2 separate regions of the Homo sapiens genome follow, and region 2 is linked to region 1. The links are chromatin loops, found by intact Hi-C in ENCODE. Cell type or tissue: MCF 10A. All regions are shown on one strand.

Region 1 (8,000 bases):
AAAGAAAGAAAAAGAAAGGAGATGGGTTTTCTCTGGATGAGTGTGCTGGGGTGGTTCCACTGTGGCATGCAGGACTGTGGCTCAGGGTTTCTCTCCTGCCCTCTTTGATGCCTGGGGCCTGTGCCAAGTCACCTTGACCCATTTTAACCAGCAGCTTGGGTTAAAGTTCTTAATGACCAGGAGATATATATATATATATTTATGTATTGCATTTTATAAATGCTTTAAATACAGTCATAAAAAATAAGCTTCAAATTTACAAAAACCAAGACAGTTAAAGCTGATGGGATGGGAGTTATATTTCCATGTTCAAAATGCTAACTTAACAAAAAATTTCCTTTAGATTCATTTAACTACCTAAATGTTTGCAATGTGGTTATGTTTCTAAAATTGGAATTAGGTCGGGTGTGGTGGCTCATATCTGTAATCCCAGCACTTTGGGGAGGCCGAGGTGGGCAGACCACCTGAGGTCAGGAGTTCGAGACCAGACTGGCCAAGGTGGTGAAACTCCATCTTACTAAAAATACAAAAATTGGCTGGGCGTAATGGTGGGCGCCTATAATCCCAGCTACTGGGGAAGCTGAGGCAGGGAGAATTGCTTGAACCTGGGAGGTGGAGGTTGCAGTGAGCCGAGAGAGATCATGCCATTGCACTCCAGCCTGGGTGATCTCAAAAAAAAAAAAAAAAAAAAAAAAAAAAAAGGGGGAATTAAGTTTTTATTCAAGTGGGTTTTATTAGATGTAATTTATCTGGCATCAAACTCTTGTATAAATACTAGCATAGCCAGCCCAGATCTTTCCAAACTATGTTGTGTGCAACAGTAGCACCCTGAGATGTTATTGAGGCATTCTTCAAAAAAAAAAAAATGTAATATAACCAGAGCACTTGTGAAACAATGAGTCAAAAAAAGTTAAATACTTAATTTTTTTTTTTTTTTTACTGCAGGACTCCCTCTAAGATTCTAATATGCTAAATAATATATATTTGTATTAGGTATCTATTGTTATGTAACAAATTATCCCAAAACTTTGTGGCTAAAAACAACAATAAATATTGATACCACTCACAGTTTCTGTGGGTCAGGAGTGTGTGAGCAGCTTGGTTGGGTTGTTCAGGCTCATGGTCTTTCCTGAGGTTGCAGTTGAGATGTTGGCTGGCACTGTATTATCTGAAGGCTGGTCTAGGGCTGGAGGATCCACTTTCAAAATGCCAGGCTTTTTGGTGGGAGCCCTAAGCTCTTTTCTGTGGGCCTCTCTTGACAGGGCTGCTTGAGGATCCTCATGGTATGCAGGCCAGCCTCTCCCAGAGAACAAGGCAGAAGCTGCAATGCCCCACAGGAGGGAGACTTGGAAGTCAGACATCATCGCCCCTGCCATACGGTCTTAGTCCATTTGTGTTGCTATAAAGGAATACCTGAGGCTGGGAAATTTATAACAAGAAGAGGTTTATTTGGCTTGTGGTTCTGCAGGCTCCACAGGATGGTGCCAGCATCTGCTTCTGGTGAGGGCCTCAGATGTTTCCATTCATGGAGAAGGTGAAGGGGAACAGGCATCATATGGCCAGAGAGGAAGCAAGAGAGAGGAGGAGGAACCAGTTTCCATGGGAACAAGAGTGAGAGTTCACTCACTCTGTGAAAATGGCACCGAGCCATGAGGGATCCATCCCGGTGACCCAAACACCTCCCACCAGGGCCCACCTCCAACACTGGGGAGTCAAATTTCAACACGAGATTTGGAGGGGATAAGTATTCAAACAGTATCACATAATCTGTCAGTCACACTTACCAGCCCTGAATTGATGTGAGAAGGGGACCCTACAAGGGTGTGAAGACACAGAGGCAAGATCTTTGGGGGCCACCTGGAGGCTGGCTATCATGACATCGTTCAGCCTTAAGTAGAGGTTATGATGTAATTTTCCCCAAACTCACTTTACCTCAGATTGTCACAAAATCCCTTTGTTTTCCAATTAATGAGTATTCCTGGTATGTGTTGACCTCCACTGTTCCAGCCCAGGTTGCTCAATTCAACCTGTAGCTTGGGGTGAGCCACTGCCTACTGCCCTGCATGGTGTCAGGAGACTCCTTTGTATCATGGTGTGTGTGTGTGCATGTGTGGGGTGTGTGGAGTGCACGGTGCAGGCTGGCGAGGGATGAGAGCTCTGGGGGCACAGCCTGAGGGCAAGGAGCTCCTAAGCCCTTAAACTGCACCCTCCAGGGGTCCCTTTCCTCACTGCAGGGCTGCGTTAGTATCCACCCTGGACCACTCTCTCCCTCATGGTCACTGAGTACCCTAGAGTTGGAGCTTCTCTCCACTTCTTGGTTTCTTCCTCGCCTTCAGCCACTTTGCGCCTGGGTCCACCACTTCTCCTTCATATGAAAGCTGTCTTCCTGGCTTTTTTTTTTTTTTTTTCATAAGAAGCTATGGTGGTCAAATAAGAAAGAACTTTTAGAACAGGATTCTAAAGCCTGGTGTGGTGGCACATACTTGTAATCTCAGCACTTTGGGAGATTGAGGCAGAAGGACTGATTGAGGCCAGGAGTTTGAGACTGTCTGGGCAACATAGTGAGATCCCCATCGCTACAAAATACTTCAAAGTTAGCTGGATGTGATGTGCACACCTGTAGTCCCAGCTGCTTGGGAGGCCGAGGCAGGAGAATTCCTTGAGCCCAGGAGTCGAGGTTGCAGTGAACAACAGAGCAAGGCCAAAAAACAGCCAGAAAACAGCAGCAAAAACCCCCCAGGATTCTGAGTTGTTCATGGCAAAGGAAGTTAGTTCTTCCTTCTTTGCTGTCAGGAAGGCTCTCCCCACAAACACAACTGCCTGGTCAGCACTTCTTGGGGAAGGTCTTTCTTTCTCCCTGCCCATCCCAGAATGGGTTAAATCTAAGGCAGGAAAAACGAGACAAAAAGGACTGGCGTTTTCACATTGAGTTAGGTTGAGTATTGCCCTTCTACCCTGGAACATTGCTTTGATCACAGGCCTGTCTGTGTGCATCCCCTCCTTGGGCAGAACTGCAGCCTTCTGAGTAATCAAGCTTCTCTGAAGTGCTCTTACCCTCATCCCAAGAAATCATGTCTTTCCTGCTTCACTTTAGCAGTGACCTTCCCACCACTGACGTGTACCTTTTATAACTGCAATTGTCTTGCGTATTTCTGCTCTAAACTTGGATCAGCCATGTGCCTGCTGCCCCTGTCCTAGAGCAAGTGTGAGGTCATTGAATGAGCATCTGAAACTGTGGCCCTGACGTATGGAGGCTGGCAGGCAGGGGTCCTGAAGCAGTTGGGCCGAGGGGCTGGAAATGTGGCATGCCAACTCCTTGTTTTTCCAGGAACTTGCAGAGTGCGTAGGGGAAGGCCCATAAACTGCTCAGTATTGCAAGTTACCCCACGCTAGAATGGGGAAGAAAATACAACTACATTATTGCGGTCATCACTGAGCACGTGAGGTGGTGGTGAGTGAGCATCTTTGCAAAGCAGAGCCAGGCAGGCAGGGTTAGAGTCTCTTTCTCCCTCTCTCTCTCGGATGATTTACGTTTCCATCCACCTCACTTAACGTGGCCTCCTGGGCAAAGCTTACTCATTTGCAGATGTCTTTTTCCTTGTATCATTTCCTTCCTTCTCTAAAGAGCAGATTTCCATCTGGGTGTCTGGTAAGAGGGAAAAGGGAAAATAGTTCCTGGACTGGGTGGTTTTGGAAGTTAAGAGCTCCCTCCTCTATATTGTCAATCTTCAGACCTAAAGGACATCACTCTTCTCCCTTCACACAATTGGTGATAAGCACCAGTGTTGTTATGACAAGGAAAAAAGGGTGGTTTCTAATTTTGGCAGAAAGAATGAAGACTGACCTTGTCAACAAAATGCTTATCAGGGAGTTTTAAACTCTTTTGTCAAAGATCTGACTTCCCAACTAGAGGGCTGCCCTCACCCTCCTCTAGTAAATCTGCTGATATTTTCACTTGTTGATACATTTTCCTAAAGTGCTGTGCCATGATTTTCCCCTTGATTGTCTCTTGGAGATACTTAGTATATTTTTCCTGAGTGAAGGATGAAACCCCTGAGGCCTGGAAGCAAGAGTTTAAGTAAATTACTCTAAAAGACTCTTCCCTGGCTTACTGTGGCCCACCGATGCCTCACCGCTGAAAGCAGCTTCCCATGAAACTCAGGGATGGTTGGATGGGAGACAACCAGAATGCCATCAGGCCACTCTGCTTCTGGAGCTCAGGCCGTAAAAGAAGAAGTGGTCTCACTGCTAGCCTGGGCAAATAGATTCCAGGGCATGGGAGGAGGCACATGACTTTCTGGTAGCCATACGAATTTTGGAATACAAGAGCATTCCAAAAAAAAAAAAGGAATATTCTTTATTCCAAAGCAAAACCAGTTGTTGGAACTGGTTTGCTCCCAGATTTTCAGAACAGCATCTACCCAGACCCCAGGTAGATGGTTGGAGGGGGTGGTTTGGGGCAGAGTGACTCCTGCATTACCTGAGTTACCTGGGCCAAGTGTACAGGTCTGCAGGCCACTAACCCCCAATCTAAGTTAGTGAAATGTCTTAAACCATCTGTGATCCCTTGCCAGAGCCACTGGGTGTCCAGGATACAGCTGCAGAGTGGCTTGTTGGGAAGGTTATGCCTGTCTCTTTATCTAGGTGGCATGCCCCATCTCTGGGTCCTGCCCCAACCCCTCACCCTGCCTGCCTTCTGCATCTGTCACTCTGTGTTATGGTTGTCTGTCTCCCTTACCACATGATAACTGGCTTTAGTGCAGGAAACCTGTGTGTGTTTATCTCTGTGTCCGTGGTGTTTAAAACAGAACCTGGCATCTGGTAGGAACCCAAAATATGTTCCCTGATAGAATGAGGGAACAAACCATTGTCCTGCAGCAGAAAAGCAGCAGGTGTCACTGTCCCCATGAACTCAGAAGGGTTCAGCCAGAGCTCTTCCTGAATTTTAGAAAGACCTGGGACCTGGTAGCAGGTCCATGTGCCGCATGGGATGAAGTCAGTAGGAGCTGGTGGGAGGCCGGAAGGAGGAGAAGGAGAGAAATAAACAGGGGTAGCAGAGAAGTCCTCAGTTCATCAGGAAAATCTTTATCCATGAGTTCAGTGAGCATTTCTTGTTTTCCTTGGAATTCCAGTTGTAATAAGATGCCGGCGAGTGTTGCAAGTGAGTGATTATTGAGGGTGGGTAAAGGCCTATTAGGGCTTCTCGCAGAAGCAGAAATTATTTCCTCCTGGCTGTCTATCCCAGTTTATCAATAAAACCAACAGTAGGAAGGTGGCTGCTGGGGTAGTGGGAGGCCCCAGGGGAAGCAGTCAGACCATTACTTGGCATAGTCAGGGCTATAGATGCTGGAATCGCTACTGAGCACTTGCCCCCAGTTGGTTCAAATCTTTTCTATGCAAGACTGTTTTTGCAGAGAAGGGAAACTGATAAGAAAAACAGCTCATATTAGGCATTTAGCAAATGAAGAAAGGAAGATGACTTCCAGGTCTCAGCTGATTCAAGATCACCTCTAACACCAGTGCCCGTTCTGCCCTGTTTTTAGGAGTGAAACTTCTTGGTTAAAAGAGATCTGATATTGTATCCTAACACAGAAAACAATGTATGTGGGGTTGCTCTGGCAGAGTGAGGGTAGGATCCAGAGACCCACCCTTGGCCTCAGTCCTCCTCCCTTACCGCCAGCCCCTCTAGCAGGCAGCTGACCCAGGAGCTCGGCTGGAGACCCACTGCCCAATCCTGCCCATTGGCCTCCCTCCCTCCAACTTTTCTTTTATTTTTATAGAGATGGATTCTTGCTATGTTGCCCAGACTGGTCTCAAACTCCTGGCCTCAAGCAGTCCTCCCACCTCGGCCTTCCAAAGTGTTAGGATTACAGGCATGAGCCATCGTGCCCAGCTAGAAATCTTTTCTTGTTAAACCAGTTAATGGGTACCTATGGTTCCTCAGTATTTTTCTTCATGTAGTCTGGTTAACAGACTTTTCCTCCTGTACTTCTCAGGCACTTTAAACTGAGCATGAAATGGTAAACCTACAACCTTGGGAAGACAGCACTTTTTCCAGGGCAGTTGCTATTTGGCTCTGGTTTTTAGAGCTGGGGGTGGAGGGTGGAGAGGAAGAGACTGACATTGAGGAAGAGACAGGAAACCATCGCGGATAGGAGACTTCTGATTGGCGCAGGCGGGTCCTCCAGGGAGCCATCGGCAGTAGGATGTACTTCCCCCTTCTCGGCGCCAACAAGGTCTGTAAATCTCTTTCTACCATGCTGTGTGTCAGCCACAGCCTTTTCTCCAGCAGTGGCTGTGTCATTGGGGATTCACAGAAATGCACACTCAGAGGAGCACAGAGCATTTAGCTTCCAGGACTGTCGTCATTTGTGCAGGTGCAGGACCACCAGCAGTCACACTGTGCTCCTGCTTTGACGATGTAGTGTGGTTATGAAGGAAAGTTCTGTACTTCCACAGCTGAATTCTGAGCTAAAACAATGGAGAACTTAACAGTTTCTTCAGCCAGCCTGACCCTAGACATAGAAGATGATCCTGACTAGATAGAGGACAGAGCCAGATGAAAAAGTGACATGCCTGGACAAACCAGGGCTGGGTCAGTGGCCGAAGGCCAAGGGGGATAACAGAAATAGGCTTGCAATGCAGTTTTGTATGTGCAGGGGCTGAAATTGAAGTGCAACTATAGTTCTCTATGTTTAGCCTAGTTGTTCAATAACTTGCTGAAATTTTATGCTATAATGTGAACTCAATTCTGTTCACCTTATCACAGTGTTACTTTGCAAAGTCATGAGTTAAGAGAAATTCCCCATGTGTGTTGGGAAATGAAAGCAACTGACTGACCATGGATCCCCCCTCATGTGTCCAATGGACAACTCCTTGGGCTTCCTGGGAGAGATGAACCCAGGGAGCAGTTCCAAGGACAAGAGGACTTTATTACACGGCAAGACTTTGGTGCTGGCCTCTTGTGCCATTCTCTGGAACTTTGCTAAATCACGTGGAACAGGAGGCCCTTCTTCAGCATAGACTCTACCAGTCCCGACAGCTTCCTTCCCTGCATCACTGGCAGATTTCTTTTGGGCTTCCCACAATGAGTGGAGGGGAAGAGGCTTAGATCCCCAACCTATAAAGACTAGAGACAGGAGGAGGGGCCAACACCAAGGGAGGGAATGAGGAGACAGTGTGTACCAGAGGCTGCCCTTTCTCAGCTTCCTGCACCTCTCCTTCCTCGTGGGTAAAAGGATGTCCACAGAGACTGATGTTCCAGCTTCTGTGTCTACTGTGGTGGGCGCTCCAGCACTGGGCATGGTTCTGAGGCCAAGCATTTTACAGCAACGCTGTTCCTTCTTGGAGGTAGGGTTCGTCCCAGGGGAGCAGCACATGCTTTTTTTTGTTGATGTTGTGTTATGGAGGGGAGGTCCCTGGCCCAGATGGACTCACCTGAGATTTCTCATCTTTGTCTCAGTGGTGTGGTTTGGTTGAACATGGTCCCTGTGGAATGGCCCAAACTGGAGACTATTGCTGCTTGGACATGCCACACCTATTTGTGCCCACAGAGGGCTCTGGGGGAGAAGGATTTCAATGACTTAGTAGCTGTCCTCATAGGTTCTTCCAATGCCCAAGGGCTCCCAAGGGCCCTCCATAGAAACTGCAGAATCCACAGGATCTGCTGGCCCTGGAGCTTGCGTACACTTGCTCAGACAGAGTGAGTGCAGAAGGCACCATTTACAGGCACGTCTTGTTTTATGGTGCTTTGCTTTATTGTGGTTGGTAGATACTGTGTTTTTTACAAACTGAAGGTTTGTGGCAACCCTGAGTTGAGCAAGTCTATTGGTGCTATTTTTCTAACAGCATGTGCTCACTTCATGTCTCTGTGTCACATTTTGGTGACTCTCCCAATATTTCAAAAGTTGTCATTATTTTTATGTCTGTTATGGTGCTCTGTGATCAGTGGTCTTTGAAGTTACTATTGTAATTGTTTCATGGCACCGCAAACCATGTCC
Region 2 (8,000 bases), 150 kb after region 1:
TTCATCTTACAGGACAATAGATATTATAATCTTACAGGACAACTGTCTCATCACACTTTATCATTGACCAAACCATTGTTATGTGGCACATGACTGTACATACCTATATATATATTTTTTCCTTTTGCAAATGTAGGAACTCTACCCAGCTAAATACCGCCAGATATAACATGCTTGCTCCAATTTGTGTGTTTTGCTGATATTTTTAATGAACGGAACAAATTCAATTCAGGCTGTGAAGGTTGCAACATTATGGTGATTACAACTGCAGAAAAATTGTTGGCAATTAAAAAACAGAAAAACTTAAACTCAACCTGAAAGATAAAACAAATTTGACTTTTAAAACTGTGTTTAAATATGCTGCAAAGATGAGCATTACGGTATCTAAGATTTTTTATTTTAATGACATTATTTAATATTCAAAATGTTTCAAAAGATATATTAAAAGAATATTTTTGCCAGAAATGGAGAAAGATTCTTTGATTTCTTCCAGATTTAATACTTACTAATTAATGATTTGAAACATTCACTTAGAGCTTTTTTTGATTCGTGATTTAATGTTGGAACAAAAATATTCTATTACTCTCTTGAGCGTTTCCATAGGGGATTAGGCCAAAACCAAACTCACTGCGTGTTTCTGTATGGTCCATCAGCTATGAGTAGTATTTACATTTTTAAATGGCTGAAAAGTGATAAAAAGACAAACAATATTTTGTGAAATGTGAAATTTATATGAAATTAAAATTTCTGTGTCTGTAAATAAAGTTTTATTGGAACATGGCACCGCTTATTTGTTTACATGTGGTCTGTGGCTGCTTTTGAGATAGAAAGGCAGAGTTAAGTAGTTGTAACAGAGACCATAAGACCCACAAAACCTAAAATATATAGTACTTGATCCTTTACAGAAAATTTTGCCAATGCTTAACCTAGATCAATTTGCTGAAAAAGCATCTCGAGGTTGCAAAATGAATTATTTAAAAAACATTAGTATGCACAGTTGCTTATCTGAGTGCCCCAAACCTTTCTCACAGTGCTGCAACTGAAACAATCCATAGAAATAAACTGGTTGGTAGGGCTGTTATTAGTATTTCAAATTCTTACTAAATAAATAACACTTCTTAATTTGCTAAATAAAATTTTGATTTAAAAAGTCGCGATATTTTTTCTTTTTTTTTTTTTTTGAGCTGGAGTCTTGCTCTGTCACCCAGGCTGGAGTGCAATGGCACGATCTCAGCTCACTGCAACCTCCGCCTCCTAGGTTCAAGCAATTCTCCTGCCTCAGCCTCCTGAGTATCTGGGATTACAGGCACGCGCCATCATGCCCAGCTAATTTTCGTATTTTTAGTAGAGACAGGGTTTCGTATTGCCCAGGCTGGTCTTGAACCCCTGACCTCAGGTGATCCACCCACCTCGGCCTTCCAAAGTGCTGGGATTACAAACATAAGCCACCGCTCTGCTCCCAGCCTCATTTCTTCTTTTTTCTTTTTCTTTTTCTTTTTTTTTTTTTTTTGAGACAGAGTCTTGCTGTGTCACCCAGGCTGGAGTGCAGTGGCACGATCTTGGTTCACTGCAAGCTCCACCTCCCAGGTTCACGCCATTCTCCTGCCTCAGCCTCCCGAGTAGCTGGGACTACAGGCACCTGCCACCACGCCTGGCTAATTTTTTGTATTTTTAGTAGAGATGGGGTTTCACCCTATTAGCCAGGATGGTCTTGAACTCCTGACCTTGTGATCCACCCACCTCGGCCTCCCAAAGTGCTGGGATTACAGGTGTGAGCCACCACACCTGGCCCAGTCTTATTTCTTAATTGAATTTTTAACTACTGTTGTAGATTTGAAGTAGCATAAATTTGTGCCAATGAAATGTCAACATGTGGTTTTATATTAGGGGCTTTGGCTCAAGATTTCATTAAAAATTGGAGCCCACTCCTGTAAAAATGTGAAATTCATCAGAACATACGAAGTAAATGTTAAAGAAAGTAGGGTCCCTGGGCACTTAAGTCCTATTTTTTTTTTTTTGAGTCATTCTCTGTCACTCAGGCTGGAGTGTTGTAGTGCGATAACAGCTCACTGCAGCCTCAGTCTCCCAGGCTCAAGCAATCCTCCCACCTCAGCCTCCTGAGTAGCTGGGACCACAGGTGCATGCCACTATGCCCTGCTAATTTATCTGTTTTTTTTTGTTTTTGTTTTTGTTTTGTTTGCTTGTTTGTTTGTTTTTTTAATAGAGATGGAATCTGGCTGTGTTGCCCAGGCTGGTCTCAAACTACTGTGCTCAAGCCATCTTCCCCCCTTGGCCTCCCAAATTGCTGGGATTAAAGGTGTGAGCCACTGAGCCCAGACTGAAGTCTATTCTTCAAGGTCCATTTCAAATGCCACCTTTTTTTTCAGGTGGGCACTGACCATGTCAGTTCTACATGTTCTCTTCTCTGGGTGTGCTGGTCTTGCTATTCTGTCCTAGGCACTTCTTAAAAACCTGTTTCTCTGTTCGAGTCTTATCTCTCTGTTGAGGTTTTCAGTTCCTGAGGACAGCTGAAATGTCTACTCCCAATGCTAAGCTCTTATTTCTCTCTTTTTTTTTTTTTTGAGACAAAATCTCGCTCTGTCGCCCAAGCTGGAGTGCAGTGGCGTAATCTCGGCTCACTGCAAGCTCCACTTCCCAAATTCAAGCCATTCTTCTGCCTTAGCCTCCTGAGTAGCTGGGACTACAGGTGTGCACCACAACACCTGGCTAATTTTTTGTATTTTTAGTAGAGATGGGGTTTCACCATGTTGGCCAGGCTGGTCTCGAGCTTGTGACCTCGTGATCCACCCGCCTTGGCCTCCCAAAGTGCTGGTATTACAGGCATGAGCCACCACGTCCAGCCTACTAAGCTCTTATTTCTTAACTGAGCTATGCCCTTTAAGAGATCTACAATTGATTTTTATGTTTATATCTTCCCCAACTTACGGGTTAAGCCAGGGAGAGACCCTAAGCAAATGTCAGTCTTAGGATATTACAAATGACTAGAAATTTACAGTTAAGAAGCACCTTTGCATGTATGATCTCAGCTGATTTTGGAAGAGCAGGTCATAATTCTGTAAGTGAGGTCAGTGGCTTGGCCAAGACTCGGGTACCTGGTGAATGCTCACTGCAGTCAGGGCCTGAATGTGCGGCTCCGGGTTTAGTGTTCACCACTGGCCTTTCAGCTCCAGCATTGACGCCTCAGGCAAGATAAGACCACTGGGGCTGAGGGTAGGAAAATGGGCCATGAGAGATGTCCCAACCTGACTGACGCATGCCTGTGGTCTGCGGAGACACACAGGCTGGGCGGCTGTGAAAGCGTCCAGGTATTAAAGGGACCGAGCCTTGACTGAGTGCTTCTCATGCATGTTCTCATTCATTCCTGAGACAACTCCATGAAATAGGTTCTAAATCCCCATCTCACAGATGTGGAAACAGAAGTTTGTGAGTTCAGTAATCTACCCAAGGTGACACCACCGGGGCGCTATGGAGTCCCGATTTGAGCCTATTGTCTGTTTGCGGGGTCTGTGTCCCTCCAGCTGCCTCCCACCAGTCTCCCTCTCATCCTGCCACATGTGCCTCTTATACACAGGGCCAACGGCCGCTTATCTGAAACCAAGCAAAGAGCCAGTGCCCTCCCAGAGGATCTGACATGGGTGACATTCCCCAGGACAAGGAAGTCCAGGCAGGTAAAGAAGAGATGGGGCAGCTTCCAGTCAAGACAGCAACATGAGGCGGGGACAGGGGCTGTGCCCTCTGGGCCCCAGTGCCGAGGAGACCCTAGGAAACCCAAGGAGCTATGTCCACATGGGGCTGCTTGTCTCCTGCTTTGGGGATGCTCAGTGCCACTGTCTTCTGCTCAGGGACTGTGGAAGATGGTTCAAAACCTGCCATATTTACTTGGAAGGCTGAAGCTGGAGGATCGCTTGAGACCGGGAGTTCGAGTCCAGCCTGGGCAACATAGTGAGACCCCATCTCTAAGAAAATAAACAAACAAATGAATAAATAGCCTGCCATGATTTTCCCATTCCTGGTTGCAAACTCTTGGTAGGCAACTGCTGCTCCTCTTTCTTTCCAAGCTCATCCTAACTTTTCCTCTGCTCATTCTAAAACAAGAGAGAACACTTTTCTGCTTCAATGGAAGTGGGTAAGTTTTGAAGAAATATGCTGGATCACACATATCCAACCCCATGGACCCTTCCCTTTGGCTAAAGGCAGAGTGAGTGGTTCCCTGGGAGAGCTGGGTGGATCTATGTGAGACGGACAGCCCTCTCCACTCAGGGGATTGCTCGATGGGACTGACCACAGCACCTTGCATGCCAGCCAGTACACACTGCCTGGCTCCCTTTGCTCACCAAATATTCATTATGCACCACCTATATACCAAGGCCTATAACAGGCTTTGTGGATACAAAGACAAATTACAAAATGCCTCTGCGTGAGTCATGGCTCCAGCAGGTTGCCAACGGAGGCATCAGCTCCATTGTGTCGCACAGAGCAGAACGCGTTTTCATCATCTGTGTTTCCTCGAGCCACACCACAAGGAGGCTAAACATAGGGTCACCTTGATCATAATGATAAGAATGTTTTTCTGGTCCTCCTCCCCTGGAAGGATCTCATGTGGATTGTGAAGGAATGTCATCCTTTTCTTGTGACCCAGAGCCAGCCTCCTATTCCACCCTCTCCAGCACAGACTAGTTCTAACTCATGCCCACACAGGAGGGGAGGTGGAGACCAGGAGGAGAACTCGCTTACCTGGCCGATGCCTCCACTGCTCGCCAGCCATAGGGCCAAAACCTGCCAGAGGGGCCTGTGAGCATCATCCACTTCCTTCTGCCTAGATGAGCTCTTTGACCCTAGAAGGCACTGAGCTCTCTCAGAGCCACCTGGCCACCCATGTGGATTGCTGACATGAAGCAATACAGTCAGCAAAGGGGATTTAAGACAGAAGCAGTGTAGGGTGAGTTTTCCAACGCCTGATCTGAGAGTCTTGCCTGTGATATTTGTTGTGTTTGGGAAGCACTGCGTTCTATAAGCTCCTCTGAAAATCACAGTGCATGCCAGTGTAACAAAGACTTGAAGAGCCCTGCGATAAAATCAAAACAAAATAAAACACACTCGGACACAAAATCCTGTTTGTCTAAATTAGCATTTTCCTCAAGTTTTTTTTTATTGGATCGAGGGTTTCTTTTTTCTCACTGAAAACTTCTTCATCTTACAGAACTAAGGCCTGTGGGAAAAACATATTGCAGACAACCCTGCCCTAGGGCATCAAGGCAGGAGGGTTGGGGGTGAGGGGGGCACCCTTTGCTCTTCCTCCAGCTTCTGCCTCCCAATGGCGGGACCCGGGACCAAGGACGTCCCACTCCCCGCTCCACTCTTGGCTGTGGTGGTGTGTGTCCCACATCGGAGGCAGCTGTAGTTGTTGATTGAAATGGGACACACATTTCCACACATTGTTAGCTGAGTTCGCTGGTAGGAGGACACACACTGGGGAAAGAATCTTGGCTTAGGAATTGGACAGACAAAGCCAGGTACTATTGCCTATTTAACAGCTGTGTGATCTTGGGTAAGTTAGAAGTCCCTGTAATTCTCGGTTTCCTTCTCTATGACATGAGAATAATGCATGCTTGACAGGCTTGTGTAAGGACAAAATGAAGTCATGTGTGCGAAAACCCTAGGGATGTGTCAGATACAGAGGAAGTGTGCAGTCATTGTTAGCCTCATGTACACACTCACACACACTCTCACACTCACACCATCACACCCTTCACACCACACATCCTCTCACACATCACACACACACACCAAACACACTGGCACACAGGCCGTACACACTCACACATGCACATCCTGCAGGTCCCTGAGGCGCAGGCACTATGCTTGGGCAGCATTCTGAAAGTACAGCAGGACCCATGGCCAGTGCAAAGGAGGGTTAGGGGGCACTTTACACTCCCTGGCAGAAGGTCTGAAGGGACTCTGAAGCCAAAACAGATGTAAGGAATTTGAGAAAACACTGGCAAGAAGGGCGTGGTGGCTCACACCTGCAATCCCAGCACTATGGGAGGCCAGCCTGGGCAACATGGCAAAACCCCGTCTCTAGAAAAGCATAAAAAATCAGCCAGGGTTGGTGGTGTGTTTTCACTCAGCTACTTGGGAGGCTGAGGCGGGAGGATTGTTTGAGCCCAGGAAGTTGAGGCTACAGTGAGCCGTGATCACACCACTGCACTCCAGCCTGAGCAACAGAGTGAGACCTTGTCTCAAAAAAGAAAGAAAGAAAGAAAAGACACTGGTGTTAGCTTTCAAGTCTTTAGAACTTGCTCCTACAGGGTCTTGATGCGATGGACAAAAGCAGCTGAATCGAGCAGTAACAGGTGTGTGAACGAATCCTCCTACGCGTACCCCTCACGTCTGTGTTCTGCCCACTTCTGCAGAGAATCTCTGCCCCAAGCCAGGCCAAGGGACCTCTTTACATGAGCAGCCAAGGGACAGAGACCTCTGGCTTCCCCAGGTGGGCCGGGGAAGCACAGAACAGCCAAGGGTGTCCCGATGTCTATTCACAGTGTATCTTCTTCCATCTTGAAAGTGCGTCACTTGTGGAAGGAACAAAACGCCATTACCCTCTATCTCATGGAGAAGCAGAGGTAAAAAGCAGAGAAGCGCTGTTTTACCCCAGCCTTCCTTATCTCTCTCAGCCATACTGGAAGCCCCCAAGGACGCATGATTATCTCAGGGTGACTGATGCTCTCTCTTTCCTTAATGCCACACACATAAGTCCACACTTTCAGCAGAAGAAAATACATAAGTGAGTGTAACAGAACAAGAGCCAGCTATGCATGCTTACATAATATTGTTTTGGGGCCTGTAAAACCCTGACTAGAAAAAATATTCCTTGTGCTCATGCCCGGGAGTCCACTCACAGCTCTGGTCTAGTCCCTTCAGTGTGGTGTTTTGATGCTGTTAGAAAGCAAAATGCCCCTGAGAAAGGGTACAGCTTGTGAAAAATCTGCAGGCATGAAGGCTGTGAGGGCTTTGTTAGAGGCGGGAAGAGCATCTGTTATTGGCCAACGAAGGTGGGTTCATTTCTGCATTAGCTCTGTGAGCCCAACCCTGAGCCAGACACCAAGATACTCGGTAAAGTAACCCCTTAGTAATGGTTTCTGGTTGGACCATCTCCAGAGCCCTAGGAAAGCCCATGAAAGGAGCTGCCATCTGACGTGGTGTTGGCCTGCAGCCCTTGCTCGAGGCTGAGGAGGACATCTGGGCCTTCCGCTGCCTGGGTGTTTGCCTGGTGAACAATGGCTGTAGCCAGAGTGTCTCCTCAGAGTCAGGCCCCGGGCTCTGTGACCTCAGGAGGTCAATAAATATTTGTTGACCGACAGACTCCACTGCTTGTCTTATTACAGACACACAGGGGGCCTGCCACTGCTGGCCAAACCCCAGTGTGGCCCCATCAGAAAACACAGGACAATAAACAGAGACGGATGGTCTGCCAGGAAAGACAGTGTCTTCCATTTGGTCATCCTCTTCCCAGCTGTGCCCTTCATTGAAGTTACAGGGCAGAGCGAGTGGCCTCACCAGGCCTCGGGGGCACCAGGACCTGAGGCACCTCCTTCCTCCCTCCCCTCCCCCTGTCCCGAGGTGTGATGGACAAAGGGAAACCCCGCCGGGGTGCCGGCTGATTAACCTCCCTTTCACACTGGCCTGGTGCGGGGCCTGGGCCGAAGTTCCACAGAGTTAGCAGATGTACTTCTAATTATTTATTAGGACTTCTCTCAGTGTGGCTCTTCTAATGAGACACTCTAAACTCCCAGAGGCTCGCCCGCAGGGGAATCATACAGCCACAGTTTGCAGGCAGGAAAGGCATGTCTCCATCACCACCCAGCTTTTGCCTGAATTTAGGTATGCTGTTATGTGTAAAGCGTAGAAAGTCACAGGTTTAAACACTAAGCCAGGAGACCTGGCGGCTGGAATGGCCTAAATGTTGACTTCATGGACTG

Evidence for each region. Hi-C counts contacts between places; a loop is a spot of excess contacts. Peaks named below come from ENCODE experiments on the same cell type or tissue, not always from the same donor. Only the 100,000 strongest peaks of a DNase experiment are listed, where the experiment ranks them.
Region 2: it touches region 1 in a loop (2.0-fold over the local background); 3 of 110 quality-filtered maps call a loop at or near these places.

What each region holds. Positions count from the first base shown.
Region 1 is chr1:229,153,920-229,161,919 of GRCh38, reverse strand. It overlaps LINC02815 (long intergenic non-protein coding RNA 2815), which reads left to right and starts at 7,195. Exons shown (of 5, transcript NR_186727.1): 1 at 7,195-7,350. RefSeq lists an enhancer at 1,656-2,156. In MCF 10A, a CTCF peak has its summit at 4,896; no DNase peak of the experiment used is centred here.
Region 2 is chr1:229,003,125-229,011,124 of GRCh38, reverse strand. No RefSeq gene overlaps it. Among named protein-coding and RNA genes, the nearest start is that of LINC02815, 150 kb to the left of the region's middle. In MCF 10A, no CTCF peak of the experiment used is centred here; DNase peaks (open chromatin) are centred at 4,444 and 7,204.